Regions from separate parts of the Mus musculus genome. Here all the other regions are linked to region 3. Evidence: chromatin loops called from intact Hi-C (ENCODE). Cell type or tissue: gastrocnemius. All regions are shown on one strand. Region 1 overlaps Lgals9 (lectin, galactose binding, soluble 9). Region 2 overlaps Ksr1 (kinase suppressor of ras 1). Region 3 has its middle 9.8 kb from the start of Gm30470. Region 4 holds the start of Ksr1 (kinase suppressor of ras 1).

Evidence for each region. A loop is a pair of places that touch in the nucleus more often than their neighbours do. Peaks named below come from ENCODE experiments on the same cell type or tissue, not always from the same donor. Only the 100,000 strongest peaks of a DNase experiment are listed, where the experiment ranks them.
Region 1: it touches region 3 in a loop (10-fold over the local background); 31 of 42 quality-filtered maps call a loop at or near these places.
Region 2: it touches region 3 in a loop (2.8-fold over the local background); 2 of 42 quality-filtered maps call a loop at or near these places.
Region 4: it touches region 3 in a loop (2.0-fold over the local background); 12 of 42 quality-filtered maps call a loop at or near these places.

The regions. Positions count from the first base shown.
Region 1 is chr11:78,963,935-78,971,934 of GRCm38, reverse strand. Lgals9 (lectin, galactose binding, soluble 9) reads left to right here. Exons shown (of 10, transcript NM_001159301.1): 4 at 508-618; 5 at 3,902-3,937; 6 at 4,441-4,491; 7 at 5,017-5,058; 8 at 5,849-5,937; 9 at 6,081-6,243. Among named protein-coding and RNA genes, the nearest start is that of Lgals9, 17 kb to the left of the region's middle. In gastrocnemius, a CTCF peak has its summit at 4,390 (motif pointing left); DNase peaks (open chromatin) are centred at 576 and 4,378; H3K27ac peaks cover 862 bases.
Region 2 is chr11:79,110,977-79,118,976 of GRCm38, reverse strand. All of the region lies in intron 1 of Ksr1 (kinase suppressor of ras 1), which reads left to right. Among named protein-coding and RNA genes, the nearest start is that of Ksr1, 31 kb to the left of the region's middle. In gastrocnemius, a CTCF peak has its summit at 5,840 (motif pointing right); DNase peaks (open chromatin) are centred at 2,003, 3,139, 3,719 and 5,759; H3K4me3 peaks cover 981 bases; H3K27ac peaks cover 2,798 bases.
Region 3 is chr11:79,210,897-79,218,896 of GRCm38, reverse strand. No RefSeq gene overlaps it. Among named protein-coding and RNA genes, the nearest start is that of Gm30470, 9.8 kb to the left of the region's middle. In gastrocnemius, a CTCF peak has its summit at 611 (motif pointing right); a DNase peak (open chromatin) is centred at 4,757; H3K27ac peaks cover 2,323 bases.
Region 4 is chr11:79,142,245-79,150,244 of GRCm38, reverse strand. Ksr1 (kinase suppressor of ras 1) reads left to right here and starts at 3,772. Exons shown (of 19, transcript NM_013571.3): 1 at 3,772-4,190. The coding sequence starts at 3,966. In gastrocnemius, a CTCF peak has its summit at 3,826; DNase peaks (open chromatin) are centred at 1,259, 3,722, 4,162 and 5,297; H3K4me3 peaks cover 2,960 bases; H3K27ac peaks cover 2,879 bases.

The DNA.
Region 1 (8,000 bases), 250 kb after region 3:
TTAACAACTTAAAAACAAAATTAACTGATATGAACCAAGTTTGAAAAGATAAACCTAGGGGCTGGAGAGATGGCTCAGTGGTTAAGAGCACTGACTGCTCTTGCAGAGGCCGAGGGGTTCAGTTCCCTGCACCCACACGGCAGTTCACAACCGTCTGTAAGTCCAGTTCTAAGGGATTCAACATCCTCTTATGGTACGACAGGTATGCATGTGGTGCACATACATACATGCATGAAAAACACCTACACACATGAAGTAAAGTACTCTAAAAGTGTTCTAAAAAGCAACTATAAGCCTGGACTAAGTAAGTGAATGCCCGCAGGAAACAGGAGCCCAGAGGATAATGGGTCTGAGTGCAGTGGCTCACACACTCCGTCCTTGGCAGGCACTGCAGGTGATGTTCCCGCCTTGAAGAGCTGGATGTAAGATGCAGATCCTTATTTCTGAAAGGAAAGCTTGGGCGTGGCCTGGCCTGGCCCTCCTCCCACAGTGACTCTCTTCCCCCAGGTGATGGTGAACAAGAAATTCTTTGTGCAGTACCAACACCGCGTACCCTACCACCTCGTGGACACCATCGCTGTCTCCGGCTGCTTGAAGCTGTCCTTTATCACCTTCCAGGTCAGGAAAGGCTGGCACCTGTCCCAGGGTTAGAGGACAGTGACCAGTCGGGCTTGTGCCCACTCAATGGGGCACCAGCAAGCATCTTCCCCAGGTAGCTCTGGAGCTGCCCTGGTTTGCCAATTCGGTGTCTGTCTGCCTGATGTCTGTCTCTCTGTCCCTTTTGGCATTGGTTTCTCTGTGATGAACAATCTACCTTGGTGAAGATGCCAAAGCTTTTCCTTGTCTTTAGCTGTCTAGTGCATGACCAGAAAATTCTAAAAGGATTTTAGAATTCTAAATGGAATCCAAATCAGAGGGCACAGTGTGGCCCAGCCTGGGTCTGCTTGACTGCTGTATTAAAAACAAACAAACAAAACCAAAATCAAACCAAACACCAATCAACCAACAAACCAACAAAAACCCAAAAAAACTTTTGTGTGTGTATGTGGTTTTTTTGTTGTTTTGCTTCCTTTTCTTTTCTTTTCTTTTCTTTCCTTTCCTTTCCTTTCCTTTCCTTTCCTTTCCTTTCCTTTCCTTTCCTTTCCTTTCCTTTCCTTTTCGTGTGTGGCAAAATTTCACTGTGTAGCTCAGGCTGGCCTCTAATTTATGATTCTTCTGCTTCCACCTCTTGAGTACTGGGATTACAGATATATGGTACCAGGCTCAGCTCTGAAAACAAGTTCTTTATTTTGTGGCAGCGTCTCATGAACTTTTGCCAATCCTCCTGTCTCAGTTTCTCTCTCTCCAGTGTTGTGATTATAGATGCGTAACACCAGGCCTAGTTCTGATTTTTTAGCTCAGGCTGGCCTTGAAATCTGTGTAGCCCAGATTGGCTCTACAGTGTAATCCTCCTGCTTCCAGCCTCTTTAATGCTTGAGATTACAGACCACATTCATGTGTGTTTAAAGAGAGCAATTGAGACAGAGTTTTTCTATGCAGTCCTGGCTCTTTTGGGAACTGGCTATGTAGAGACCAGACTGGCCTTGAATTCTCAGAGTTCCTCCTGCCTCTGCTATCTGAGCGCTGGGATTAAAGGTGTGCACCGCCGCTACCTGGCTTGTTTTAGAATTTTTGATGTGGTGCCAAGATCTGAAAGTCCAGCTGGGCAGCATCTCGGGTCTGCGATTCCGATGGCAGAGGAGTTAGGAGTTCAAGGTCATCCTCTTTCTCTCCTACATAGTGAGTTTAAGACTAGCCTGGGCTACATGAGACTCTGCCACAAAAATACCAAATACAGAAAATAAGTAAGTAAATAAATAAATATCTAGAGATTCTGCGGGGGGGGTGGGGGGGGGAAACTGGCCCCTTTTCCTCTGGCCTCATGCTCACAGCTGCTGATTCTTGACCCTTCCTGCAGGAGCAGAAGCAGGACAGAGGGAGTAAAGGGGCACTGTGACCTTGCTCACGCCAACCTAACCCTTTCCTGGTGTCATTCCTCTGGGTCCGGAGCCAGCCCTTGCTTTTTGCCTGCCCTTGCTTTGGCAATGCCTCCTGTTTCTGTCACCCAGACATGCTTTTGTTTTAACAGAACTCTGCAGCCCCTGTCCAGCATGTCTTCTCCACAGTGCAGTTCTCTCAGCCAGTCCAGTTCCCACGGACCCCTAAGGGGCGCAAACAGAAAGTGAGTTAAGCGTTTGGCCTGGAGATTCAAAGAGGTAGAGCCCAGAGGCAGGTCCAACCAACAAGCTAGCCAGGGGCCTTCAGACCCCATCAAACCAAGCCAGGGTCCTCTGCATTCACCAGCTGCCCAGAATTGTGTCCCTTCTGGCTCTGTTCTTCTAAGTGCCCCTCTCTCTCCCTAAAGCCACTCGTGGGTCTAGCCTGTGGTAACTCCTCACATGTGTCAGCTGGGATGGTTCCTTTCACCGCTGCACAGTGACCTCACCCACCCACTATCTGCCTCACACTCGCCCACTGTAAAATCCTTTAGGGTTAGGGCCAAAAGTCTTTCTGAACAGAGCGCGAAGCCTGGAAGATGCCTATAATCTTCGTACTTTGGGGGCAGAACCAGGAAGGATCAGAAGTTCAAAATCACCTTCAGCTTGAACCATGTGAGACCCTGTCTAAACCAAACCAAACCAAACCAAACCAAACCAAACCAAGCCAAACCAGACAAAACAAAAACTACGCGATAAATAAACGCAAGCTAAAATTCCCCCATAAGGCACAACAGAGCACTGTCTAGTCTGGCTTCAGCTTACTTCCTACCTCCGCTCAGTCACACCACCTCTGCGGTTCACTCAAAGCCCTCGCTGGCCAGTTCTCTTTTGCACAGGCTAACCCATCTGTTCATCTCGCCCCTGACAAACTAACAATTACACTATAATTCTTTGTTTAAATAACACTCGACAAACTAACAATTACACTATAATTCTTGTTTAAATAACACTCAAGAGTTTTTTTCTGGCCCACCTTATGTTATGGTGGACTTGTCACTTGTTTGTGCTGTGTGGGACACAGCATCCTTTGCATGTGCACCTTCTTCAAGTTACCCACCTTCTCCATGCCCAGGAATCCTGGAAGACTGGCACCAGGGCTTGTTTGTTCATTTATGTATTTCCAGCTCCTTACTTGGTGCTGGCACGCAATAGAGACTCAGAACATGGATTTTTTTTTTTTTTTTTGAATAGTCAGGGAGAACAGGAAGCTAAAAACGGAGGGAGGGATATATGCTGGGATGGCGGTGGGATGTGGGTAGGGAGGAAAGGCCAGCAGCTCTGTGGTCACTCAGGCAGTTGCGGTTCATGATGGCCTGAAATGTCACTTGCCTTCTGCCATACTAACTCTAGGTCTGGCAGGGGATCTGGAAGCCATTGCAGGGTAGCCCAATGTTGACCCTGGCCTGGGAGGATATGGGACATGTAGATGCAATGTGACTTAGCTGGGTTCCCTTGGGATCTTCTTACTCAGTGCCTGGGCCAGCCAGGGCAAGTTGCTTAACCTTTCTGAGCCTCGGACCTCAGCAGGGGGATGGGAGTCAAGGACGCTGGCCTCCTTGGAAAGCACTGAAGCTGTGTGCTCAGTACCCAACAAAGCTAAATGCTAACCAAGTGGGGATCTGGGAGTGTGGCTCACACCTCTGTGGGCCCAGAGAAGCCATGTGGCCAGGCGGGTTGAGTCCTCTCTCAGGGGGCCAGGTACCCCCTCTGCATCCTTGAGAGGGTGAGAATTTAAGTGCTGTGCGGCAGGCTCAGGAAGGAGGTGATACTGACCACTAGGACAACACCTGAACTTTGAGGTCACCTCTCACCCCATGTGATCCCAGAGATAACCACCCTCCCCCTCCCTTGATCCTTTTCAGACTCAGAACTTTCGTCCTGCCCACCAGGCACCCATGGTAAGTCCTCCGCTTGTGTGTGTGTGTGTGTGTGTTTAGAACCTCTTCTTTATGGCTCCAGCATCCCTCATAAGGGCAGACAAGACAACACACACTCCTTACCCCCCAGGCCTCAGGGATATTGGTGGGAGGGGGCTGCAGGTGTGCTTGGCTGGCTCTGATCAAATAGAGAGAACAATGCTGGGGGTGAATTCTGTTGGTGGAGTAGAGTGTTTGAGTAGCGCACACAAATCCCTGAGTTTATCCTCAGTATCCCTCAACAATACATGGTGGTGGCACACAGCTGGATTCCAAGCACTGGCAAGGCTGGTGGGCATAACTCTAACCATAATCTATCTTCCGCTCCCCAGCCCTAGTGTATATGGGTGTCTGGGAGGGACTGTGGTGAAAGACCTGCCTGATTACAGTCCAAGCTTCAGGCTTACGGGTGGATATTATGCAGCGCCCTCTGGTGACAGGTAGTAGTCCTTGTAACGGTGAGAAACCATTTCTTTTTTTCCCAGGCTCAAACTACCATCCATATGGTTCACAGCACCCCTGGACAGATGTTCTCTGTAAGTCTAAAATTTTTGGTTACCTCACAGCCCTACCACTTTCCTTTAGTCAATGGCATAATTCCCTAGAGTCACAAAGTTGGAACCAAAGTACTTAGGACAGACATGGAGAAAGCTGGGGCTGGGCCCTCTGCTAAGAAGAACAGCCCAAACTCTCCTGGGGACAACAGACACTCAGAAGCAGTCTTTATAGGACTATAACTGGCAGGCATTCTGGTTCTCCAGTTGCCCAGGCTGGAGTGTGGTGGCCCCAGACCCTAGCTTGCTAACTAAGCTCAAACCCCCACCGAGTCACTACTGACAGCCAGTCTATCTGTCCTTCCCCTACACAGTGCAGGTGGGAGACCCTGAGTTGATGGGGATGCATGGGAAGTGGCTAAAAGACAAGGGACTGTCGTGGGCTCCAGGAAAAACGCCAGGAAGTTCTGTGTCTGCTGGTGTGACAGAGAAGAGGGACGGGAGGCTCCGAGGGCTGGCTGTTGAAGGTCCCTTGGAGTGTGTGTCACTCGTGTGTCTCTTCCACAGACTCCTGGAATCCCTCCTGTGGTGTACCCCACCCCAGCCTATGTAAGTGGTTTCCTGTGGAGCTCTGGAGCTTTGGCTCATGTTGGGCAGGGTGAGAGGTGAGGGCTTTGTGGGAGAGTTCTCTGACTGACATGACCAGTGAAGGTTCCTGCACCCAGGTAAACAGTTCAAGTATCTATCAGTAGACAGTTGGAAAAGAGCTTTCAACTTTAAAATGGCCCCTTCAGCATGAGCAAATTGTAGACCCGCCTTAGACACCATGACCAAGGCACCTTACAGAAGGAAGAGTTTAATTTGGGGCTTACAAGCTCATGACCATCACAGCAGGGAACCTGGCAGCAAAGAGGCAGGCACAACACCGAAGCAGTAGCTGAGAGCTCGCATTTTGTAGGAGGCCGGGGTTGAGGGGTAGAGGAGGCTGGGAATGGTACAGGTCATTTGAAACCTCAAAGCTTAAACCCCAGCGACACATTTTCTCCAACAAGACCACACCTCCCAATCCTTCACAAACAGTCCCATCAACAGGGGACCAACTATTTAAATATATGAGCCTCTGGATGGTGGAGGGAGGGGCATTCTCATTAAACCCCAACACCCCAACAAGACATTTGTGCCCCAACAATATTCCTCCTCATTATAGTTGAAATGTATTTTGGGAAACACAGGAAGGGTTCTTTTGTTTTGACACTTATTGAGTCAAGTAAAGGAAACTGGATTCCTTCCAGAAGATTCAGGACTCATGGGCCAGGCTTTAGAGTCCTTAGACACTGTGTCCCCTGCTGTTGCTGAATGAAGCCCAGCTGAAGATACTCTATTCTCACCCTCTCTACAGACCATACCTTTCTACACCCCCATTCCAAATGGGCTTTACCCGTCCAAGTCCATCATGATATCAGGCAATGTCTTGCCAGATGCTACGAGGTAAGACAACCCCCAGGGCTCCCACAACAGAGGCTCCCAGGGTTGTTCTGGTCAGCGTGGCTCTGAGCCACCTGGGATGATGGGTAGGGGCTGAGCCCAGAGCTCAGTAACTAAACGGGGTCTCTGTGAACTGTCCATTCCAGGTTCCATATCAACCTTCGCTGTGGAGGTGACATTGCTTTCCACCTGAACCCCCGTTTCAATGAGAATGCTGTTGTCCGAAACACTCAGATCAACAACTCCTGGGGGCAGGAAGAGCGAAGTCTGCTTGGGAGGATGCCCTTCAGTCGAGGCCAGAGCTTCTCGGTAAGATGCTGGGGTGCAAGAGGAGGATGCAGGGGTCTGTGATGGGATACAGGCTGATGCCTGTGATGTGAGGGCTGCATCCCAAAGGAGAGAAAATGTTGTACAAATTGGTATTATTTCATGAGTACTGCCCCTGCTGAAGTAAAGGTTTGTATCTGCTATGTCCACTTCCCCCTGATCTGGGAACTGACAGACAGCCTTAGGCTAGGCAAGAACAGTAGCCTGAGTTAGTTAGTTAGTTAGTTTGTTTGTTTGTTTGTTTTAGGCAGGGATTCACTTTAGCCCAGGCTTACCTACAACTCACTCTGTAGGGTGTCTGCCCTTGAGCTCAGGTGATTCATCTACCTTGCTAGGATTACAGGCCTGAACCACCACACCCATTTCCCAGCCCTGCCTCCTTCTTTTCCTCCTCCTCCTCCTCCTCCTCCTCCATACTAGTAAGTCATGGCTGTCCTTTTTTTTTTTTTAAGATTAATTTATTTATTATATGTAAGTACACGGTAGCTGTCTTCAAACATGCCAGAAGAGGGCGTCAGATCTTATTACAAATGGTTGTGAGCCACCATGTGGTTGCTGGGATTTGAACTCAGGATCTTCAGAAGAACAGTCAGTGCTCTTAACCGATGAGCCATCTCTCCAGTCCCTTTTCCTTCTTCCTTTTCTTCCTTCCTTCTTTTCTTTCTTTCCTTCTATTTTGAGATGGGGGTCTTAAGAAGGTTAGTCTTGAACCCACTGTCTCAGCTTCCGGAATAGGGCAGCGTACAGCCCTGCACTATGGGGCTTAGCTGTTCCTGAGTTTTATAGAGGGGCAGATAAACTCACAAAGATGGGTCACGTGCATGAGGTCACACAGCCAGTTTTGTGCCAATCACAGCCAAGAGTGAACTGCCATTCACTCGTTGGCTTATGCAGTCATGTGTTACCAAGGAGGAAGAGCTGGCATTGAGCTGCGGCTGGAAGCCTGATACCCCAAGTAGGCCTTATCCACCCTGGTTAAAACATCAAATTACCCAGTGAGCTTAAATGAGAAAAATCAATGCTGAGACCCTGCCCCTGGGCCAATGTGCAGCCATCATTTGGAAATGTAATGACAACACTCTCTGCCACAAGACTTAGAGCATGGGGCTCTAGGTCATAAAGCAAGCTTGCATTTCGCTATTGTTATTGAGACACATACATAGCCCAGGCTTGTCTCACACTTACTTCATATTCAAGGCTGGCCTTGAACTCCTGATCCTCCTGCCTCTCAAGTGCAGTAATTAATTACAGACATGTAGCACGCCTGGCTTTTTTTTTTTTTAATTTATGAGTGTTTTTCAGCATGGATTTATACCATGTGCATGCATGCCTGAGGCCCTCAGAAGTCAGAAGAAGGCATCAGATCCCCTGGAGCTAGAGTTACAGACAGTTGTGAGCTGCCATGTGGGTGCTAGGAAATGAACCCAGGTCCTCTGCAAGAGCAGCCAGTGCTCTTAGCTGCTGAGCCATCTCTCCAGCCTCCTGAACTTGGACTTTAGTTTAGTGACAACACAGACCTAATAAATAAAACAGAATCTCATAGAGTAAAAGGGTGGGGTGTGGCGGGGTCTGCGGCACACTTTGGATAGATAGTGCTCACATCCAGTGTGAGGTGAGTGTTAGCCTGGTCCTCACACAGTTCAAGATGAGTGTTAGCGGTGGCCCTGGGTCACAAAGCTTTAACTTGGTTGTGTCAGTTGTCTCGTTGAAAATGACTTGGTGGAGACCAGGCCCAAAAC
Region 2 (8,000 bases), 100 kb after region 3:
TCTTCTGCTTTTCTTTGCCTTTCTGAAGAGGGACATGTGTGGGAGGGCTGGTGAAGGGTGCAGGCCAGGGGAGTGGGTCAAGGGTGCGCCCAGGGCAGCTGCTTTTGAGGTGAGCATCTCCTCATGTGCTTTCCCTTTGTGCTCTCTCGTTTGTCCTCCTTTTGTTCTTTTTCCCCTTTATTGGCTCTGTAGACACACATCCCTGGCAGCCCGGCTACTCCTGCCACCCCCACCCCTTCCTCTCTGTTCTGTGTGTAGACGATGCCCATTGTGAAACTCTAGCTGCGGAGCTCAGGTGAGGGGCCAGCGAGTCAGCGTGACAACTCTGTTTCTCCCTCTGGAAGAGGGCTGGTTGTTTATCATGTGATACACCAGGCACACAACACAGTAATACTGCCTAAGTGTGAGCAAATATTAATGCCTTTTAAGTGACCTGGGTGATAGATAGTCTCTGTGATAGACTGTGACAGACTAGCTCATCATATATGATGGAAAACAAAGTTTGAGAAATGAAATGAAAACGTTTTGCCCCCATCATTAAAAACACGTGTGAGGGCTGTTGAGATGGCTCATCTAGTTAAGACACTAGCCACCATGCGTGCCAACGCGGCTTCAGTCCTTGGAACTTACATGGTGGAAGCAGAGAATTGACTCTTATAAGTTTTCCTCTAGCATTCTCTGTATGCACTGTCACACACACACACACACACACACACACACACACACACACACACACACACACACACACAATGAAACACAGGTAATGACAAAACTCAAAAACTAAAAGTACAGGTGACAATAGCCAGAGTCCCTTGAGGGCTCCCCAAAACCCCTTCTCTCCTAAGTGAGTGAGTGCTGATCATACTGGCCTGCAACTCACTGTCGTTGAGGATAGCCTTGAATTTCCAACCCTTGTGCCCCCACCTCCCGAGTGCGACGATTACAGCTATACATCACTGTGACTGGGCTCTGCAGTGCCTGGGATGGAACTCCGGACTTTGTGCCTGCTAGGCAGGCACTGTACCAACTGAGCTTCGTCTCCAGCCTTTTGTTTGTTTATTTCTGAAACAAGTTCTCTCCATGTAGCCCTGGATGTCTGGAATGCTCCATGTAGAATAGGCTGGCCTCGAACTCAAGAGATTTTCCTGCCTCAGCTACCCAACTGCTGGCATTCTGGTATCTACAACCACCAGCCCTGGCTCAGATTTTCAGTGTAACCAAGGATGTTCTTGAATTTTTTTTTAAATCTTCTTGTGTCTATCTCCAAATATAAGGATTAGAAGCAGGAGCCACCATGCCCGGTCCCAGCTGTTTTTTAACTCTTGGTTTTTAGAGGTTCTGGGATTGAACCTTGAGCCTCAGAAATCCTAAACAAGCATATTGCTGTTGAGACGGGGTCTGTCAAGTTGTTCTTACTTTTCCAAGCGTCCATAACCCCCCTGCTACCAGCTCCCCAGCTGTGGCCAGCGCCCCAGCACTGGGGTTGCAGGTCTGTGCCACCAGCCTGGTTTCTTTGTTTTTCTAGATTTTGAGCCAGGCTCAGTTTAGCTGGAAATATAGGCATGTGCCACTGTGCCTGGCCCAGTCCTGTCTCACAGAGCATTTGTGCATTTGTTGCTCCTATGTGGGCCTGCATATAAACTGTACACAGATCGCTCTCATGTGCCCACTTTGGTGGGAAGATGAAATGGAAGTTGACCTTTTTCTCTTTCTCCCTCACTCGGCCCATAGAAGGCTGGCACTTTGGGAAATTTTACTTTCTGGTTGGTGTTTTCCTCCCACTAAAAAGAGAAAAAGAAGTAAAAGGTTGGGTGTTGTTTTAGCCTCGAGAGGGTGGTGGGTTTCCCCGGGTGGTGCGGGTCTTTGCTGAAGAGCCATCGCAGACTCTCTCGTGTCGTTGAGATGGTCCTGCCTGCCGAGAGCCAAGGCTCCGTGCCCCTGTCCTGCCCTGCCTTGCCCTTGGCAGGCTGCTCTGTGGGCTGCGCTCTGCTCACCATCTGTCAAGGAAGCAGTTGCTAAGCTGTTAGCGTGCCTCCCTGCCATGTCTAATTTAGCAGGGCTCCCTCCTCTCAATAGGCCTCCGCTGGGGCTGTGGGATCACCCTTTAATTATTTACTGGGGTCAGCCACCTGATGGGACTCCTTTGCCCACAGACAGACGGTGCTGACAAGCAGTTAAGTTGTACGTGGGGAGGAGGGAATCGCCTGGGAGGGTGTGAGCATCAGCTAGGAGTGGGTGGCTTCAAAATAGAAATGCATGAAGCATCTCAGAAGGTAATTTTACACTCGGATCTTCTAGAGGCTGTGGTTCCTGGTGAGCCCTGATGCAGGCAGCAGCCAGCACAGGTCAGACTGGCCTTCCTGACAGCCTTGTTCAGCTCACCTTCGCCTTGCTCTGCAGCTGGTGTCTGCCCACCGGAGCCAGCACCTATTCCTCTAGGGAAGATGGGGAATCTGATGGCAAGGTTTTTTCTCGAGAGTCATAAGCCTTTGACTTCCCTTTCTCTGGGCACAGTTCTTGACACTTCTGAATCAGGGCATTTTGGGGGTTCTTCACAGTTTTAGAAAATTTGAATGGTAGACATGTTTACTGTTGCAGCAAGACAGCCATGGGCTAGGTAAAGTCCAGAATCCAAGACCAGTATGCAGACCTGGCTGTGAAATTTTGGCTTGGTATGATCAGTAGGGGCGGGGGGTGAGGGAGGTGGGGGCAGATTTCAAGCCATGGTATCTCATCTACAAGGAAGGGCTAAGGATTTGGGAAATATGTTTAAATTCCTGACAGGTGCTCATTACGTGGTATTGGCCAAAGGACTTGGCTTTTGAAACTGCTTTTTGTCTTTGCTGGATAGTGTATTTCATGTCGGGAGGGAAATGGGAGTTGACCTTGCTTTAAGGATACCACTCAGTTGAAAGCATCCGTGTGGAATTTGCCAACCTTGCCTAACCCCTCATCATTTTAGTTCCAATTAGCACTCTGCACAGTCGACTGTGTGTGGTGTACCCGACGCCCTGATCTTAGGGCCTCAGGAAACACTATGAACAGATAGGCACCATTGTCTGTTGCCCTTTAAAAATGACAAAGTTGAGAGTCTTCGTGAACTACCCGGTTGTGTCTAAGGCCACTGGGTCACAGCGGGTGGTCAAGCTAGGACTGGAGCCTCAGCTGCCAACTCTTACTCTCTACTTCTTACGTCCTTTTAAAGACATGGTTTGAGATAGGGGCAGGGATCCAGTTCTGTGGCTATGGCTGGGAATATTTGGCCCCCACAGGAAATCATGCTCTGGAACTATTTAGTCCAGTAGGTTTCCTCAGCCACCCTGACTGTCAGCTCCACATGGTGCCTATTCTTGCCCGTCCTGCCAGGCTCATGTGTACCATATAATTCTGTGCCTCCCCCCTTCTTCCTTCTCTCTTTCTCTTTCTTTCTTAAAAAAAAATCAAACTAAAAGAGCTGGCTTCATTTTTATGGTTATAGCTCATAAATGCAAATGAAATTGCATTTGGTTTGGTTTGTTGAGCTAGGGTCTCACTATGTAGCCCTGGCTGTCCTGGTACTCACTATTTTGATAAGGCTGGCCTCAAACTCAAGGAGTCCGGGATTAAAGGCGAGGGCTACCACACCTGGACAAAACTGCACTTAGCGTTTTGATTTTCTGCGTATGAGTGTTTTCTTTTCCTGCATGTATATATGTCCATGCCAGGTGCCCGTGGGGGTCCTTCCCCTGGAACTGGAATTGCAGATGGTTGTGGACCACCATGTGGGTGTTGGAACACTCGAACTCCAAGAACAGCCAGTGCTTTTAACTACTAAGCTATCTCTCCAGCCTGCCAAGCTGTACTTTTAAATTCAATTTCTCCCCACCAAGCTCTTCTCTTTGCTAGGAAGTAGGGTGCGGGAAGGGATTCTTCTTGTGACACCTGCAAACATCCAGGTGCAGAACTTTGATCTAGTGAAATAGGACACGGGATACAACACAGATACAGAGCCCCTGGTGGCTTATCCATCTGGCCAGGTCATGCCAGGCTGGGTGGGGACCATCCTAGGACAAATTCGAGATGCTGTCATCGGAGGCCTGGTTTTCATGGGCATGTGGTCTCCTGTGGGTGACCTCATTTCAGGAGCAACCCCCAGGTCATCGTCCCAGGAGGAGGAGAGCCCCATCATTGGCATCATGGGAACACCTCCCAGGGAGGACCAGAGAGACTGGGAGGAAGTGGGACCGGGGTGGCTGCAGGAGGAGGAGCAAGGACAGGCTGGGGGTGTCTTGTCCGCTGTGGGCCTGCTAGCCATCCATACCTTTCACCTTGCCTTTTATCTTTCCCACTCTCGGATGGAGTGTGTCTCTGTCACAGACGGAGTGCCATGGGTAAGTTAGGTATGGAAGGAGTCACAGTAAAACCCAGCATGTCACTCTGTCAGGCTGTTGCTCCTTAGTTCCAGGATCCCATTTTTTTTCTGTCTTGTTCTTCAGAAGTGACCTTGAAATACCTGAAACCCAGTGAAATGTGCTCTTGCTTTGCCCTTCTAACGATGCCGGTTTCCCCTTGCAAGTTGGATTTAAATAACTCTTCCTTCTGTGTTGTCATGTGCTTAAAGAACAGCATCATAAAAAAAAAATCCCAACCCTAAACTTTAATTAAGGGGTATGTCAAGGAGGGAGGGGACTCGGGGAGGAAATAATGGGCCCCGCATGAGTGCAGTCGCACTGGTGACACTCGCTAGCAGAGCTGAAGGATTTGCCTGCTGCTGGGAAGCAGAAGCAAGACAGACTCAGCTCAGCTCAGCTCAGCTCAGCTCAGCTCAGCTCAGCTCAGCTCAGCTCAGCTCAGTGGGCTTCTGTTGTCCAGCTTATTCCCCTTAAGAGACCCATGGCTATGTGGTCTGCAGGTCATTCACTCTGTCTGCTTCTGTGTCTGGAGAGAACGTTAGGGGTCCTGAGGCCCTTTGGTTGTGTCCCATCTTCCTGGAACAGTTGTCATCCACATGGACTCTGTGTGTGTGTGTGTGTGTGTGTGTGTGTGTGTGTGTGTGTGTGTGAGAGAGAGAGAGAGAGAGAAAGAGAGAGAGAGAGAGAGAGAGAGAGAGTGCCAGCCAGCATGCCACAGAGTAGGTGTGGAGATCAGAGGACTTTCCAGGATCAAATTCAGGTTTCAGGCTCCATGGCAAGTACCTTTCCCCACTGAGCCATTTTGCCAGCCCCGACATGGGACTTCGATGGCTGCTGTGGTTTGGAGCAGAGGCCCCTCCCTGGACATGCTAGGGATCTATGTCTGACAGGGAGCGAGGAAAGTAGAGGAAGGATAAGGGGGAGAAAGCTCAGTTAATAAGTTGTTTGATGTCTGGGCACAAAGACCCAAGTTCCATCTCCAGTACCCACAAAAAAAAAAAAAAAAAAAAAAAAAGCTGGGTGTGGTAGATGGCTGTTCCCATCTCAGTATTGGAGAGGCAGAGACAGGAGGATCCCTCCACTCACAGACCAGCAAACTTAGCTTACTTGGCAGGCTCCAGACAGTGAGAAACTTGTCTTAAAGACATGGTGGATGCCCCCCCTCAGACCCCACTCCCCGAGCAAGGACACCTAAGGTTGACCATCTGGCCCCTACACGCCCCCACTTGAATACACACTCAGACACAAATGCACAAATCCAGAGAGCTTGAGGAGCAGTGAGGGAGGCCATCTAAGGAGTTTAAGCAAAAGACTTGAACTTGAGGGCAAAGCTACCGCGCAGATTTTGTGCAAGGACTGTGTAGTAGTTCCTGCAGTGGGGGTGTGGGGTCCCAGCGGTGTGCGGAGCCTGGCAATCGAAGCCAGTGGCTTTCTGGGCATGGGAAGGAACAGCAGGTGGCAGTAACTGGGAAGCTTGAAGTCTATCCTAGTCATAAAAAGTGAAAGAGACAACTTACCCACTGTCACATGCCTGGCCAATGTCCTTAAATGGACGAGGGGACTGAGCCCCGCTGTTTCTGACTCCAGCAGAGCTCATGTTTTCCTGGAGACAGCTGAGGAACTGATATCGGCATTCCAGAGACATGAAAGAACAGGTCTTTTAATTTACATTCAAAAGTAATAACAAGAGGAAGAGGTTTCTGGCACTTGTACAGCTTAAAAAAAAAAATCCTTGACGGAGCCGTTTTCTGAGTCGGGTTGGCAGCCCCGTCTGAGCCCTGATGGCCATGTCTGAACCATTGGGTGGTGTCACAGGCCCTCCAGGAAACTGATTTTGGACCCTGGCCTCTGACTCAGTGCGGTCTGCTGGGTGACTCCCTGTGCCCGGTAGGCGGCTGTGTCCCTGCCCAGCCCATAAGCAGGTGCCCCAGGTGATCCCATTCCCGCCCAGCAGCCCAAGTGAGAGGCTGATAAGATATCTCAGTGGGCATAGCCGGGTAAGTCGGGCAGCTGGGGTGGGGGCGAGGGTGGGGCAGATGAGCAGCCATTGGACGGAGGCCCCGGTGTTCAGAGCGGGAATGATTTGTGCACAAGGCTGAGGTTTTTACCTGCGGAGCCTGGGAAAGGCATCTGAGAAGTTGGGTGTCTCTTAGAAACCGTGTCTGCCCGGAAATGTATGTTTCAGTCAGAGGGGACATGGTGGGGCAAGGAGTGCCATGTGCAGTAACTGTCTCACTTCCTTGTCCCCCTGCCCACTCCATGCCCTTCTTGCCAGAATGCCTTTGTGTGACACTCTGCCTGTGTCTGTGGATTTCTGCAGGAATAAGAAATAAGAGTAGTGGGTAGCCTGGCCCAGGACTCCAGGGTTATCGGGGTACCTGCTCCCATGATGCCTTAGACCTAGCTCTTAGTCTCCCTGTGACACAGTCCTCTCATGAGCCTTGGTACGTGCATATGGGCCACCAGAGGGAGGCCTGGTGATCTTTTCCAGTGTTTCTTCTAGTTTCAAAATCCTGAGAACAGTGTCATCTGGTGAGCTGTCCCCACTCAGTAACACATGACTGCCAACCGGGTATTTCAGTCACTGAGTCCGGGGCACAGGGTGAAGCCTCAGTGGAACCAGAGTTCATGTCAGTCCACAGTTGGGTGGCACTGACCAGGCACAGATATTTGCTTCAAAGCTGGGGGTCAGGGGGAATTGTTAGGGTTGTATGAATGGGTGTGTGTGTGTGTGTGTGTGTGTGTGTGTGTGTGTGTGTGTGGTGTGTTTGGATGTCAGCCATAGGTGTTGTTGCTCAGGAACCAGCCACCCTTTCTGTTGATGTAGGTCTCTAAGTGGGACCTGGGCCTTGCTGATTTGGCTAGACTGGCTGACCAGCAAGCCCCAAGGATTTTCCTGTCTACCTTTCTAAAGCTGGGGTTACAAGCATTCGCCACCAATGTACCTGACTTTTCACCTGGGTGCTATGGTCTGGACTTAGGTCCAAATTCGGGAATGTGGGCACTTTACAGACTGAGCTATCCCTCCAGCCTCTGGATTTTTATTTTTTCTTTGAGGCAGGGTTTCTCTGTGTAGCCTTGATTGTCCTGGAACTCACTCTGTAGAGCAGACTGGCCTTGAACTTTTTTATTCTTCCTCTTCCTTCTCCTCTTTTCTGCTTCTTCATATCCCTCTTTCCTTCTCTCTTCTTTCTTTTCTTCCTTCTTTCCTTCCTTCTTCCCTTCCCTTCCCTTCCCTTCCCTTCCCTTCCCTTCCCTTCCCTTCCCTTCCCTTCCCTTCCCTTCCCTTCCCTTCCCTTCTTCTCCCCTTCCCTTCCCTTCTTCTCCCCTTCCCTTCCCTTCTTCTCCCCTTCCCTCCTTCTCCCCTTCCCTTCCCTTCTTCTCCCCTTCCCTTCCCTTCCCTTCTTCTCCCCTTCCCTTCCCTTCCCTTCCCTTCCCTTCCCTTCCCTTCCCTTCCCTTCCCTTCCCTTCCCTTCCCTTCCCTTCCCTTCTTCTCCCCTTCCCTCCCCTCCCCTCCCCTTCTCTTCCCTTCCCTCCCCTCCCCTCCCCTCCTTCTCCCCTTCCTCCCCCTCCCTCTTTCTTTCTTTCTTTCTTTCTTTCTTTCTTTCT
Region 3 (8,000 bases):
TACAAGGTCTGTCTTTAGACTCACTGTCTAGCCCAGGCTTTGAACTTGTGATTGTCTGTCCTCAGCCTTTCCAGTACTGATGTTAGCAGCATGGGTCAGGACTCTCAGCCTAGTATGTATGTATGTATGTATGTATGTAAAGATTTTATTATATATATATATATATATATATATATATATATATATATATATATGCACTGTAGCTGTCTTCAGACACACCAGAAGAGGGCATTAGATCCCATTACAGATGGTTGTGAGCCACCATGTGGTTGCTGGGAATTGAACTCAGGACCTCTGGGACAGCAGTCAGTGCTCTTAACTTCTGAGCCATCTCTCCAGCCCCTCAGCCTAGTTTTTAAAAATTAAAAAAAAAATGTTATTTAGCCTTTAATTTCAGCACTCAGGAGGCAGAGGCAGGTGGATTTTTGTGAATTTGAGGTTAGCTTGGTTTTCAGAGTAAGTTCCAGAACAGTCAAGGCTACACTGAGAGACCTTGTCTGGAAAAAAGAAAACAATAAATAAATAAATAAATAAATAAATAAATATTCATATTTTATGTGTATAAGTGTTTTGCTTGCAAGCATGTATGTGTACCATGTGCATGCAGTGTCCTCAGAGGCCAGAAGAGGGCATCCGATTTTTGGAACTGGAGTTACATGTGGTTGTGACTCACCATGTGCTGAGAACCAACTCCAGGTCCTTTGTAAGAGCAGCAAGTGCTCCTAACTTCTGAATCATCTCCCAGCCCTATTCAACAACAACAACAACAACAACAACAACAACAACAACAACAACATTTCTCAAAACAGCATCTCATTAGGACTTCCAGGGTGACCTTCAATTCTCAATCCTCCTGCCTCAGTTCCCCAGGTGGAAAGCTTGGATTACAGCTGGATTAAACTTTTTGGAAGCCTCTCCTGATGTTTTCCACTGTAGCCACCACATTTCTTTGTCTCTGCCCACAGGCTCAAGAGTTCCGATTTTTTATGGCTTTCCTTTTTTTTTCAGAAAGTGTCTTTAGGTTTGTTTATGTGCATGAGTGTTCTGCCCGAGTGTTATGTGTGTGCACCGTGTCTTCCTGGGGCTCTGCCTCCGCTGCTGGGCTTCTGGTTGTGTGTCGCTACTCTCAGCTTTAATTCTCCATTATTTTCTTAAGAAATATTAATTTGTATGTGTATGTATATGTGCCTGAGCGTATGTATGCACATAGTGTGTGCCTGGTTACCAGGGAGGTCCCAGGGAGGTCAGAAGAGCCACCAGCTCTCTCTGGAACTGGGTCTCCTGACCTGTGGTCACAGCTGAGTGCAGCCATGTGGGTGCTGGGACCAAAACAGTGCTCTTAATCCCTGAGCCATCTCTCCAGCCTCAAATCTCTCTCTTTTTATTTTATTTATTTAACCAATACTTGTTTCTTTCAAAGCACAGGAAAGGACATCTCAGCTTCCATTGTGTGTGTTGCTTCTCATTTCCCAAGTGAATAATAGACCTTACTGCACCTCTTATCTCAGGGTCTTATGGCTTGCAGGTCAGAGGACAAGTTAATGGGGTTGGGCGGCTCCTCCCACCTTATGGTTTCCAGGGATCAAACTCTGGTTGTTAAGCCATTCAAAGCGTAGGTACAGATGTGCCCGAGGCTGTTTGCGCATGCTCACCGGCCATTTATGTACTTTCCCTGGATAAATGTTGAGTTTTGAATCAGCCTATTTGATTTTGTTGCTGTTACCGAGTTATGAGCAGTTCAGAATATTGGTGCCTGATCAGAAAAACAATTTTCGGGTATTTTTTTTTTCCTGGTCTGTGACTTGCCTTTTCACTGTTGCTGGTGTCTTTTGAAACGAAATAACTTCAAGGGTCCCTGGGTGAGGGGGCGGGGTTTCACCACAAGGTAGTGGCCCTGAATACACAGGAGTGCGGCAGGCTCATTTGTGGGATACTAGCTCATCTTTGTGAGAAATTGCCACCAAGGCAGAGCTTGAGATAGCCCTTTTATACCGTTTCAGGTTCTTTGTCTCCTTATAGGGTGGCTTGTGTTCTGATTGACTTTTTTGTTTGTTTTTGTTTTGTTTTGTTTTTCGGGGTTTTTGTTTTGTTTTGTTTTGGGTGTTTTTTGGTTTTTCGAGACAGGGTTTCTCTGTATAGCCCTGGCTGTCCTGTAACTCATTTTGTAGACCAGGCTGGCCTTGAACTCAGAAATCCACCTGCCTCTGCCTCCCAAGTGCTGGGATTAAAGGCGTGCGCCACCGCCGCCCTGCCTGATTGGCTTATTTTAAACTACTAGACAGTATAGCTGCAAAGGGAGAAGGAGGGGGAGGAAGAGGCTTGCTGCAGAGATTTGAAGCTGCACAGACTGTCAGCAGCACTGTTCCCTGCTTCTTCCCCTCTACTCTGGGTGGGGGTGGGGGCTGCCACGAGAGAGCTGACACTTGTAGGAAGTGGGGTGCAGTGTAGATAATTTTGGTCCAAGGATTTAGGAGCAGTCCCCATCTGTTTGGAGTGATTCTGGCCCATGGTCTGGATTGGCTGAGCCCACATACCACCCTCCTTCAATACATAGATAACTTATTCCTTTGTGAGGCCACAGGGGAGGGCACCCCTGAGGGACCGCTTCCCTAAGCCCCCTTAATGTCTTAGCCACCAGAGTCTCTTGGGGAAAAGCACGAGAGAAGGGAAATATAGTCTGAGTTCTGGAAGAATCTGGAGTATTCTAAATTTCAAACTATAAAATATAAACCAACAGAGAGCCTTCCTATCCCAGGCTAGACCAGCACCCCAGCTGATAGGATACCTTCCTAGCTCAGACTAGACTGGCACTCCAGCAGATAGGATACCTTAGTAAGTAATCCCTACTCAGTGGCTCAGATAGACCGGATGTTTGAGATCCACAGTGGTCATGGAACTCCTGACCCCTGAGGCACACAGCAGACCTTGGGACAGCCTCTCAAGAGTTTATACCCCCTTGATTTCAGGAGGATACTTAATTTTAATTAAAAGAGACAGTTACGGTTGCCAGATAGAATGAAGTTCCAGGCTGTTCTCCTGGAAGTTCCTGAAGTGGCACATTAAAGCCCAGCTCTCTCTCAACCCTGCTGCTCTCCTCCCTGAAGAGGCAGGCCTTGAGCACTTCTGCTGCCAACTATGCAGGCTATGCAGCGTCTATGCAGGCCAGCTCCTAAGGATCACTCTCTGCAGAGTTCCAATGTCCAGTTGTTTAGGGCTGGGAATTCATTTGTTCAGGATGGAATCAGAAGATTGGGATATGCTGTGAAGACAGTTTGAGACTGAAATCCCTTCTGGCTGACACTGAAACCCCCTGAACTCAGCTCAGACAAGAGCTCTGAAGCCCAGCAGAGGAAAAAGCATAAAGATCTGTGTGGACTCGGAATATGCATACTGGGTACTGTGTGCACAGGGGGCCATCTGGGGAAGGGAGGGGACTGGTGACAGCCTCAGGGACGCCTATCAAAATCCTAAGGAGATCTGGACTGATTAGATGCAGCTCTGTTCCCTGAGTCATCGTGGCCCCGCACTGCTGAGACCACCAGAGGGGAGAAGATCCCACAATGCTCTCTTGTCCCATGGGAAACTTACCATTAGTGTTCAGGAGACACTTGGTAGACTCACCCACGTGACAGGGTTGTGGGCTGGAATGAGTAGGACAAGACAGACAAGACAGATGTCTTCTGGGAGAATCATCACCTAAGGGACTGGAGGACTCTAGGCACCCCTTTGGCAGGCCCAGACATGTTCATATGTGAAAATAATTTCTGCTCTTCTCTTTCCAGTGGGATATTTCCTGGTGGGTCCATTACTTCTTCTCCAATTGCCCACTGGCCATGACTCTCTAGCAGACCCAGTTCCACTGGTGACTGTCTCAATTCTGGCTCAAAGGAACAACAGAGGAAAGGCCCTCCAGGAAGTAGAGACCTACTGAGGGAACTCAACACACACACCTGAGACATGAGGGGCAACTCGAGTGGGCCACCTTGGAAGGTCACATGGAAAGCCCTTCTTGTCTGAGATAGAACATAAAGTTATCTTATTTTTTCAGGACAAAGGGATGACTACTTAACGAAGGAACATTCAGGACTTAAGGAACGGACAACTGGTTTGGAACAGACTTTCCAACTTCAAATTGTGGGCCTGCTGTCAGACATCTTAATCCAGATGGGACCAGAGCTATTTTGAGGTCGAAGGCCAACTCTCCTAAATCCCCGGGCAAGGACTACAGAGATCTTTACTACTGAGGGAACACTTTCCTTCTGGAAAATAGACTCCATAGCTGGAAATAGCACGACCCATGTTTACACTGCCCATGTTCCCTGGCGAGTGTTGGGGTGTTCTTACAGTTTGTGTCTTATGCTAAGGGCCTTACAGGAGTTCTCAGGAAGTCTAGCTAAGGTTTTTAGGAAGTTCAATGGATGTGGGAAAGATGATATGGGCGCCCTGGGCTGTCCTCTGTCCCATTCTCTTCCAACAACCCAAGGTTCAGCCCGTCCCACCCCTATTGCCTCCCTCGGAGGGTTCCCTTGCTGGTCCAGGGTGCAGAGGGTACTGAAGGCTGTCCTGGGCCCACATTCCTCTCACTTCCCGCCATTGTCCCTAGTTCCTGTATCCTTATCTCGACACTCTCCCCAGGCCGCCCCCAGCTGCGAAGAGTGGTGACTCATTTCCTTTCTTTCTAGTGACTTAATCCTGCCCCAGCAGTGACATGCCCTTCTGGCATCGCTGGGACTCGGAGCGTGGCACGGCTCTCCGGGGCCGGCAGGGGGCGCCAAAGCCTGCAGTGTGAGGGAACGGCCACAATCTGGGCTGGGAAATCCAAGACCTGAGGTGTATGGGACAGGGACAGTGCATTGCACATCCTGCCCAGAGGGGCTAGGAAATCACAGCTCCGCACTGCAAGGAATAATTTCATCTTCTACTCCGGCCTCTTCCTCCTGTGGTGTTCCCAACACTGTTTGCAGACACATTTCCTAAATAGTGATCACTGTGGGTCCTGCAACAGGGTTGTTCCAGAAATACTAGCCTGGGCCCTCACCAGGAAGAAGAGGATCCCACAGTTATAGATGGCCTACCTGACCCACGCCGGCCCTCTAGGCTCCCCTTTTCCTTCCCTCCCAGGTTCCAGAGAACAACAGACTTGCCTCGGTCTGGAAATCTCAGCTATTTCCCAAGAGCCACCCCGGGAGTATGAAGTAACAATAAGGCCACACAGTAGGTTTCAAGCCACACTGATCCCGTGGTTGGACTCCTCACCTCCCTGCACTCCACGAATTATGAATACAAAAGACTTGTCCTGGTATCTGAGGCAGCCAGAAAGACTTGGAAAACGAAGGGGACACAGGAAAGGGAAACCAGCCCTTCATTGAAGACTCTAAAGAACAGGAAGGAGCGGTGCAACCCTTTAATCCCAGGCAGAGGCAGTCCGAACTCTGTGAGTTCGAGTCCAGCCTGATCTACACAGTGAGTTCCAGGATAGTCAAGGCTACACAGAGAAACCCTGTCTCAAAAAAAAAAACAAACAAACAAACAAAAAAAAACCCCCACAGCAACCAATAGTTGGATGAGGTAAAAAATTCCAGGACGATTTACAACATGTGTTCCCATAGAGATTTTTTTTAATATTAGCATTTAATTAACCCCCTGGGTGGCTTCAAGCCACCAGAGCACAGGTACCTCCAACATCCTTTATCTTCTCTTCAGCTCTTCTGCCGAGGAATTTGGCCTTCATGATGACAGCTGCCTAGGGAGCTTTCCCTTTCCTAGAACAAGTTGCCGGATTGATTGGACACCACATACGGGAGCAGCTGCTGTCTTGTTTGTTTGTTTGTTTTGTAGCATTGACCCATGTCTGCTCACTGACCAGCACCCACAATTTATCCAGGTTGGCGATTGGGCAGAAGCTATGAAACTTCTTGAAGTGGTCATGCCTCACACCAACTTTCCCAAAGTACCCTGGATGATGATATTTGTCAAAGTTGATCCTGTGGTGATTCGTGCCTCCAGCATCATCTGGGTGCTCGTGGTGCTTACATATGGGACCCTGACCGCTGTGGCTCACGTGGCTCCGGAATGTTTCCTGGTCTTCCTCAGGATGGCATGGCCGCAGAAGAAAGGAAAGATCGTAAAACAATGTGCATGTATATATATATATGTGCATATATATATATGTATATATATACACAAATATATGTATGTGTACACACACACACACACACACACACACATCTTAGTCAAGGTTTCTATTCCTGCACAAACATCATGACCAAGAAGCAAGTTGGGGAGGAGAGGGTTTATTCGGCTTACACTTCCATACTGCTGTTCATCTCCAAGGAAGTCAGGACTGGAACTCAAGCAGGTCAGGAAGCAGGAGCTGATGCAGAGGCCATGTTCCTTACTGGCCTGCTTCCCCTGGCTTGCTCATAGTGTTTCTTATAGAACCCAAGACACAATGGGCCCTCCCCTCCCCCCCATCACTAATTGAGAAAATGCCTTACAGCTGGATCTCATGGAGGCATTTCCTCAAGGGAGGCTCCTTTCCCTGTGATAACTCCAGCTTGTGTCAAGATGACACCCCAAACCAGCCAGTACTATATATATGTGTGTGTGTGTGTGCGTGTGTGTGTGTGTGTATATATATATATATATATATATATATATATATATATATATATAGTGGTGTGGAGCTGGGGCTGCTGACGTGATTCCACACAAGTTGGTTGCTGTGAGTCCTCCCCACTCATCTGAAAGTTGGGTGTCAGAGCAGTCTAGGTCAGAGTCAGTGTGAGGGACAAATGAGCTCAGCCATGGAAGGTGCTGCTAGTGGTGCCTGCACCCCTGAACATGCAACAGTTGCCCCTCAGAACTTGGGCTCCGTGAAGACAGGGCTCTATGTGTCTTCTGTGCATGGCCATATCTACGACATCTTCAGCAGAGTCAGAATTCAGTAAGTGTTTGTTGAGTGAATGCCTGAGCGTTAGCTGCTGCCACAACTGCCGAAGTTGATTTCACTCTAGATTTTAGGCCTGTCAGACTGGAGGGAAGATGCTCCAGAGTTCATTACCTAGGATACCGAAGTGGTGTGGATGGTGTTTTACTTAGGGATTCTATTACTGTGATTAAACACCACTGCCAAAGCAACTGGGGAGAGGGGTGACTTAGTTACTGTTCTGTTGCTGTGAGGAAACACTATGACCAAGCCATAGAAAAGAAAGTGTTTAACTGGGGCTTGATTCCAGTTTCAGAGGGTTAGTCCATGTTTGCCATGGTGGGAAGCAGGGCAGCAGGCAGCAGGCAGGCAGGCAGGCAGGCATTAGAGTGGTAGCTGAGTTTACATCTGATCTGGAGGTTGGAGGCAGAGAGACAGAGACAGAGACACAGAGAGAGACAGAGACTGGGCCTGGCATGGGCTTTTTGAGACAGCAAAGTCCATCCACAGTGACACACCTCCTCCAACAAGGCCATACCTCCTAATCCTTCCCAAACAGTTTCACTAACTGTGGATCAAGCCTTCAAACCTACGAGCCTGTGGGGGCCGTTCTCATTCAAACCATCACCCCAGGGAGGAAAGCATTTATCTTAACTTTCAAGACATTCATCACTGAGGGAAGCCAGCACAGGAGCCTGGAGGCAGGAACTGAGGCAGAGGCCGTGGAAGGATGCTGCTTACTGACTAGTGTGCTCCCCATGGCTTGCTTAGCCTGCTTCTTCACCTGCTAAGGGATTCTACATCAATCATTAATTAAAAGAAAATGTCCTACACACTTGCCTGCAGGCTAGTCTTATGAAGGAAGGCATTTTCTCAAATAAGATCTCCTCTTCCCAGATATTCCTAGGTTTGGGTCAAGTTGACAGAAATCAAGCAGGACACCTAGCATGCACAAAGCCCAGGGATTGATGGCCAGCGTTGTGTGAAGTGGGTGGTGGTGCACATCTGTAATCCCAGCCATCAGGAAGTGCAGGCAGGCGGCTCAGAAGTTCAAAGTGCTCCTGGAGAGAGC
Region 4 (8,000 bases), 69 kb after region 3:
GACAGAGTCACCTATTTTCTTTTCAAACAAGAACGTAGGGGAGATGACTCAGAAAGTAAAAGCAGTTACTACCAAGCCTGGTGACCTAGTTCAGTCCCTAGACCAGAGCTGTCCTCTGATCTGTTCTCTCTCCCTCCCTCCCTCCCACAATATTAATTATCTCTATAAAATATATATTATGTAAACATATATTGGCTTTCTTTTTTTGTGTGTGTGCTTAGAGAGCTGTGCTTGTTTGTTTGAGACACGATCTAATGTAGTCCAGGCTGGTTACAGAACTCTAAAACTGGCCGTAAACAGATTCTCCCGCCTGGGCCACTACACCTTGCTTCTTGGTGGCATTTTTCCCTTCATACCCCCTCCCCCAGGTTTTTACATTGTGCATGTCTAAATGTGTCACGCCATCCATCTGGAGCACAGAGGACAACTTTTGGGAGTATGTTCTCTCCTTCCACCACGTGAGTCTCAGGGATTGCCCTCAGATCTTCGGGCTTGGCAGCCCACTGGGCCATCTTGCCCGCCCCCCATGGCATTTCTAAGAGGCTTCCAGGTGATGTGTTATCATTGCTCTTGTGCCATATTAGGAGTGATACAGGCTTAGAGACAATTCCCAGCTTCCTTCCTGTGCCCTGCTTTATCTAGCCCTGTCCAGTTTCCCTGTACCATCTCCATCTGCTCTTTCTTATCACACTGTGGCGATGTGAGTCTTCCTTCTCTTCCTGCAGTATGTCAAGTTCCTGCCTCTAGGCCTTTGCACATGGCCCCTGCTTGGAATGGCCCTTTCCTGGGGAACCGCGTGCATAGGTGGCTTCATTTTCTCATTCAGATCTCTGCTCAGCCCAGTGTGGTGCACACACTTGTGTCATCCTCTCGCTTGGGAGGCAGAGGCAGGAGGATCAGGAGATCAAGGTCACACCCTAGGCTATATAGTGAGTGCTCCAAAAACAAAACAAAACAAAACAAAACTGGCCAACCTCATTTCTGTGATCAGAGACCTTCTTTGGACACTTCTTTTTCTTCCTTTATAGCACCCAACACTCTCTGAATTTACTGTTGGTGTGTGTGTGTGTTCAGTTTAGATTTATTTTTATTTTTACATATGTTTGTGTGTGTCTGTGTGAATGTATGCCTATAACACACGTTGTCAGCTGCCCAAAGAGAGCAGCCAAGAGATTGGCGTTTGTTTAGCTTCCAGCTCTTCTGCTGCCACCATGGTGGCATGGATAGACATGAGTGCCACAGGCCGCAGGCCAACAAGGGGTCTGTGCCAGGATTTGGGGCCAGAATATGGTCCCAAGAGCTTGAGAGGTGTCTCAGTTAGTAAAGTGCTTGCCATGCAAGCCTAAGGACCTAAATTTGATGCTCTAACACCCATGTCAAAGGTGGGCCAGCAAGACATGTCTGTGATTCCTGGGGCTTCTTAGCCAACTAGTCGAGCAGAACTGACAACCTCCAGGTTCAGTGAGAGACCCTGCCTCAAAACAACAAGGTGGAGAGAGATTGAGAAGTCCACGGACCTTCTGCACTGTGGCTTCTCAAAGCATGCTGTCTACAGTTGCAGCATCAGTACCCCCTAAGAACTTGCTAGAGATGCAAATCTCAAGACCCAGGCTTGGATTTATGGATCAGGAAACTACAGGCTTTGGGTCTCTCATTCTAGGATGAAGGAGCCCTCCCCTTGACTGTGACACTGTTCAAGCTTGAAAACCACCATTGCAGTTTTATTTCAAGGTAGTTGCTTCTCGTATACAGGGTCTGGAGTGGGGCTGTGGTAACAGAAAGGGCTGGGAACATGTAAGTACACCAGAGGGGTCTTGTTCACAGAGTGGGGATTGTTGTATCTTCATAATCCTTTGAGACAGGGTCCCACTAGATAGGTTAGGTCGGTCTCAAGTAAAGAATTCTCCTGCCTCAGCCTGTAAAGTGCTGGGATTAATGTGAGCTCCCACACCTACCTGTATCAGTAATTCTTTTTTTTTTTTTTTTTTAAAGATTTATTTATTTACTTATTATATGTAAGTACACTGTAGCTGTCTTCAGAAACCCCAGAAGAGGGCATCAGATTTCATTACGGATGGTTGTGAGCCACCATGTGGTTGCTGGGATTTGAACTCGGGACCTTCGGAAGAGCAGTCGGAGCTCTTAACCACTGAGCCATCTCGCCAGCCCCAGTAATTCTTTTTGTTTAGCTCTGTTCGATTAATTTTGTTTTATGGGTCTGAGTGTTTTGCCTGCATGCATGTATGTGTAGCCATGTGACTACTTGGTGCTCACAGAGGTTAGAAGGCATCAGAATCCCTAGAACTGGAGTTACAAATGGCTGTGATCCATCACACGGATGCAGGGCACAGAACTCCTCATCCTTTGCAGGAGCGAGCGCTCCTAACTGCTGAGCTATCTGTCTAACCCAACACTGTTTTTGAGGCAAGACCTCACTATATATGTAGCCCAAGCTGGTCTTGAATTCACTATTTGACCAGATTGGTCTTGAACTCACAGAGATCCTCCTGCCTCTGCCTCTGGAGTGCTGGGATTAAAAGTGTGTACACTTGACTTCAGTTTTTACTTCTTTTTTCGAGACAGGGTTTCTCTGTGTAGCCCTGGCTGTCTTGGAACTTGCTCTGTAGACCAGGCTGGCCTGGAACTCACAGAGATTCTCCTGCCTCTGCTTCCAGAGTGCCACTGCCACCTGGCTCATTTTCACTTCATTTTTATTGCTAGAACATGTGAGGTGGACTGATGGGAGAGGAGAATGAGCAGGTGTGGTAAAGCTTAAATTAGGGCAGACTGGGAAACACCACTGCTAAGACCACTGACTGCTGAGGCTCAGGGTCTCATCTAGATAGTGTGAAGTTAGAAAGGAGCTAGCATGTATACTTGATCGCACATGCCAGCAGTTAATATGGGTGCTGTTAGAAACATAACTTTTTTAAAGAAACCCTCTAGACTAGATGGCTATGACTACCCTATTTGATGTGAAGGGGAAACTTGGGCACTCAGAGGAAAGCTATTTGTCCAAGTTCACATACTGGGTAGACCCAGGTTCTCTCTGGCTCGAAACTCTTAGAACTGTTCAACAAATTAATATTTTGCCCATGTGGCATCTACAGGGTATGGGGGGCACTAAATTTATTTTGTTGAGTAAATAGAACACAGAAGAAAGTCCTTTCTCCTTGCCTGCACAGTAACTTTGGTGTGACAATTCAGGGTCAAGCTCTATGTGAACACAAACACAGCCTCGTCGGGTGTTGTGAGATTTTGATGAAGGTGGGTGTTTCTTTTTCTTTTCTTTTGATAGTGTTGGGGAATCAAACCTAGGGCTTTGTGTTTGCCTGGCAAATGTTCTGCCGCTGAGCTACACTTTTAGCGCATTCCCATACATGGTAACCCCTAAACTCATACAAAAATTTTAGGACCCTCAATATCCTACAAGACAGGGGTTATCTGGGTCTGAGCCATCAGCCCCTTCCCCACCCCATTCGCCAGTCTCGGAAAGCTACTGATGTGTGTGCGCTTGCGTGTGTGAGAAGGGTGTAGTAGTGGGAGATGGGGGTAAAGGAATCAAACTCCCTAGACCACGACGCGCACGAATTGGAGCAGGCGCAGAGCAGCCCCTTCTAGACGTCAGGCGGGGCCGAAGTGCGGGCGGGGCCCCGAGGGCGCGGGCCAGAAAGCAGATGCGATGCGCGGACTACAAGTCCCAGAATGCGTCGCGGCCCCGATCCGGCCCCCGCTGTCGCTTAAAGGCTCCAACAACCACAGCCGTCGGGTAGTGGAGGCTTTCGCTTTGCCGCCGCGTCTGGGCGGGAGGAGGAGCGGACTGGGCAGCAGGCTTTCGGGACTGCAGGCTTAGGCGGCGCCAAGGGGCGCTCCTAGTGCAGCCTTCCTGGCTCGGGGCTTTCCTGCCGAGGCGCCCGTGTCCCCGGGCTCCTCGCCTCGGCCCCCAGCGGCCCCGATGCCGAGGCATGGATAGAGCGGCGTTGCGCGCGGCAGCGATGGGCGAGAAAAAGGAGGGCGGCGGCGGGGGCGCCGCGGCGGACGGGGGCGCAGGGGCCGCCGTCAGCCGGGCGCTGCAGCAGTGCGGCCAGCTGCAGAAGCTCATCGATATCTCCATCGGCAGTCTGCGCGGGCTGCGCACCAAGTGCTCAGTGTCTAACGACCTCACACAGCAGGAGATCCGGACCCTAGAGGTAAGGGGCCGTTGCGCCCCACGTCCGGACCCGGCGGTGGCCCGGGAGCCGCCCCACTGCTTTCCTTCCCGAGTTGCATCCTGCAGCGGGGTTGCTGGCTGGAGTCTTCCTCCCTTTCCCGAGCTCTCTGATGCGGCAGCGTGAGGACCTACGACCAGCTCTCACTTTGGAAGAATTTAGGGGAGGGGGGTGTTAGCGTGGAACTGGATCGAGTCTCGAAGACCAGCGTGCCGAGTAGGATGCACAGGGCACCCCACTGCAAACCCCTTTCCGCCTTCACCCTATTTCCAGTGCCCACAGTAGTCATTGTCCCACTGAATCACGCGCCGGTCTTTTCTCCGTGTGCTTTAAGTCCGGTAGCGTGGGCTGGGGCGATGTGGGGGACGTCCCTTGAAGTGTGAGCGTCGATCGATCGGTGGCACTGACTTTCCCCTCACTCCCCACTCTCCTTGTTGTCCGTTTCTTTCCTTTCCACCAGGTCTCTGCCGCTTTTCAAAAAGTGTTTGCTGAAACAGCATTTTTGCTGTTCAGGCGTTGGGGTGCTTGTCTTTGGAGATGTCACAGCGGTTCACTGCTTAAAATGAAATTACCCTTTGACTTCCCTACTCCACCCCAAACACTGAGCTTTGGCCTAGGAAGGATTATACTGGGGAAGGGAACCTTTGGTAAGAACAGGCTACTTAAGGGGGTTGCTGACAGAGATAACCTGGAGTGCAATGAGGAAACAAGATGTGTGAGCTCTCTTCTCTCAAATTATACAGTTGGGAAGTGCAGCATTAAAACGATTTGGAAGAACCAGCCAGAAAGGTGGTTGGCATTTCAGAAGGGGACGCTCCCCCACCCCCTTACACATTGGGGGGGAAACTAGTGCCTTCCCAACTTGCTTTTGCCCAGAGACTGGAAGACCTTTGAAAGTGAAGGGGTTATTTAGTAACTCTTTCCCTAAGAAGGGCCTTTCCCTGGCATTGCCACATTTGGTTTCTGTAGGTCTGAGGATGTCTTGTTAGATACATAATACCCTTTCTCTCTCCTCTCTCTCTCTCTCTCTCTCTCTCTCTCTCTCTCACACACACACACACACACACACACACACAATTGCTAATTGCATCTGCCAGCTGTCCTAGAGCCAGCTGATGATTGCTGTAATTATTACAAGACCAGCCCTCCCTCCTCTCGCACCACAAGCCTGAATCCTTGTTTGATCCAAAATGCTCAGGGTGACTCTCCCTTAGTTGTATTTTCATAAAAGCCATGAAGCCAGGGACATTGGGAGACTCCAAACAGTGCTGGCTATTATTATTGTTTTTTTGTTACAGTTGCTATAGCAGGACTGACCTGGGGTTTGCCTTAAAAACAAACCAACAAAACCCTGCACTGGGAGTCTCTGCATGTGGATTTCTTGAACACAGCTGAGTGTGTGTGTCCAGCAAAGTTCACTTTTTAGGCTGATACAATAGGAGGCCTGTGTGTCATAGTTCTGGGCTCGTTGTCCTGCCATGTATATCTGTTGAGTTGCTATGTTGTTGGGCTGTTGAATGTTCTGGGTTGGCCTTTGTAGTTCCTCCCCAGGTCCCTTTGAGGTGCTCCTGGGTCCCTGGTTGTATGTAGAATGGCTTATTCTTTATTCTCTGCAAATTCTCTTTGTCCTCTGAGATTGCACATCTTGACAAAGTTGTGACATCAGATACCCCAGAGTCTCCAGCTGTTCAGGCCTCTGAGCTGGTTAGGCAGTAGCCTCCCTACTGGGTGCATTTTGAGGTCATCTCTTGTGGCTTCTGAAGGCCCAAGGGCCATTTGCAGTGTGAACAAGACACATGCCCTGTTCTTTGCAATGCATTTGAAAGATCCTTCTGGTCCCTGAAAAGACAGGACTTTGGATGCCATTTTGGATGGGAGTTTGACCTTGGAGCTGGTTCCTTAGGCTTATTACCAGCTAGTTTGGGTGAATCACTTCATCTCCAGGGCCTTCGCTTCCCCATGTGATCTGTAAGAGGTTGGAGTGGTTCCCTTCACTCTGTTTCTGAAAAGCTCTGCCGTCTTGTGGTTAAATGATGGGGGAGGGGGCTGGGCAGGCGGGACTGGATGAGGACTCTGTTGGGTTAAGTTAATGTGTCTACTGTCTGTGCAGATGTCCCTGTTTAAGAACAGCACTGGACAGGTTATGTAGGAGATGCTTTTATTACTGTGAGAATCTTGACCATAGAAGTGCAAGGGAATGGGAAGCCCCCAGGGCTTTGTAATGGTCCCGTTTCTGTCTAGATGACCTGGTGGCAAGCCGGATAACTTCTACTCTCGAGCTTCCCCACCTGCCTGGAAAGTGTGAACAGAGTGCTTTTACCTGTGGTGTTTGGTGGAGGCTGTGTCTGCCTAGAAACGGTCCCTGGATGGGGGCCTGGTGACATTCGTGCACACACAGGGCACCTTTAGAAGAAGTACATAGAACTAATTTCCTCCAGGTGATGACACAGGACAGGAAGCCATCCCAGAGGTCTGTTCTAGGGCAGCCCACTCTAGCAGCATGTAGAAGGGCAACTAACTCAGGCCAGTCTGAGGAGGCCAGAAGAGGGAGTCAGAAGCTCTGGAACTGGAGTTACAGGTTGTTACCTGCCGTGTGGGTGTTAAGAAGTGAACTTGAGTCCTTTGCCTGAGCAGAAAATTCTCTTAACTGTTTGCTGTGCCATCTGTCCAGCCACACACACACACACACACACACACACACACACACACACACACTATGTATAATTATCTATATGACCTTGAGACAGGGTTTCATTATGTAGCCCTGGCTGAACTCAGCACATAGATTAGTCTGGTTTTGAACTCATGGCTATTCTCCTGTTTCTGTCTCTTGGGTCTTAGGATTACAGGTGTCTGGCTGGAGAGTTTGGCTTATACACCTATATCAGACTTCTGTTCTCTCAAGAGGCACAGGACACTTTGGCCCTTCTTAGCTAAACTCGGTGGGAGTGGTAGCTCATGGGATGTTCCTTGCAGGACCCTGCCCAGGGGCAGGCTTGCTTGAGAAGATCCCAGGTCATGACGGTATGCTGTCTACTGATGGCTTTGCTCTGTGGAACAGCTCCACTGGCGTGAAAAGGGTGTTAAAGGAGGTGAGAAGTACAGCTCGCTGGGAGAACAGTGGCCTTGTCTACTTAAGGCTCTGCAGTTCAAATCTCCAATAGTGCGTGTGAAAGGGGGAAAAGGGGCCAAGGCTTACTGTTCACTTCCTACCTGCCCAGCAGTGTGCTAGTCTCTTTTCAATCTCTTAGGAGTCACTGGAGCCCCACCAAGTTCATCAAACACTTTGCCTGTTTAAATGGAAAGCACAGAAGGCACAACCCGAACTCAGTGTATCGGGATGAAGTTGCAGGTCTGTGTCATTGGGTAGGATCTGGCGGTCTCTGGCAGGCTCTCTAGAGCTCTGACTACTACACGAGGCAAGCAGGGATGTTGTCACTCTCCAGCTGCGCTCATCGAGGGACACCTGGCCTGCTATACAGCTGGGTCTGCTGGTCCCATCTGTGCACTGGAGAGACAACGGTGTGCAGAAGCAGGTGCCCACATCCCCTCATGTTCGTTCACTTTCTTGGCACTCTGTCATCTCTTCTCTCTTGCCATCTTGTTAGCACCGCCCAGAAACGGGCTCCATCTTGGCTTGGTGTCTTGTACGGGTTGCGGGGTCGCTAAAGGGCTCATGAGGCCTTCCTGGGGGAAAGGATAACAGAAACCGTCGTGGGTACAGTCTCTGCATTTGGCCACTTCCCTGAGCAGAGCTACCCTGGAGGCTTTGCTTGGGAAGGAAGAGACACT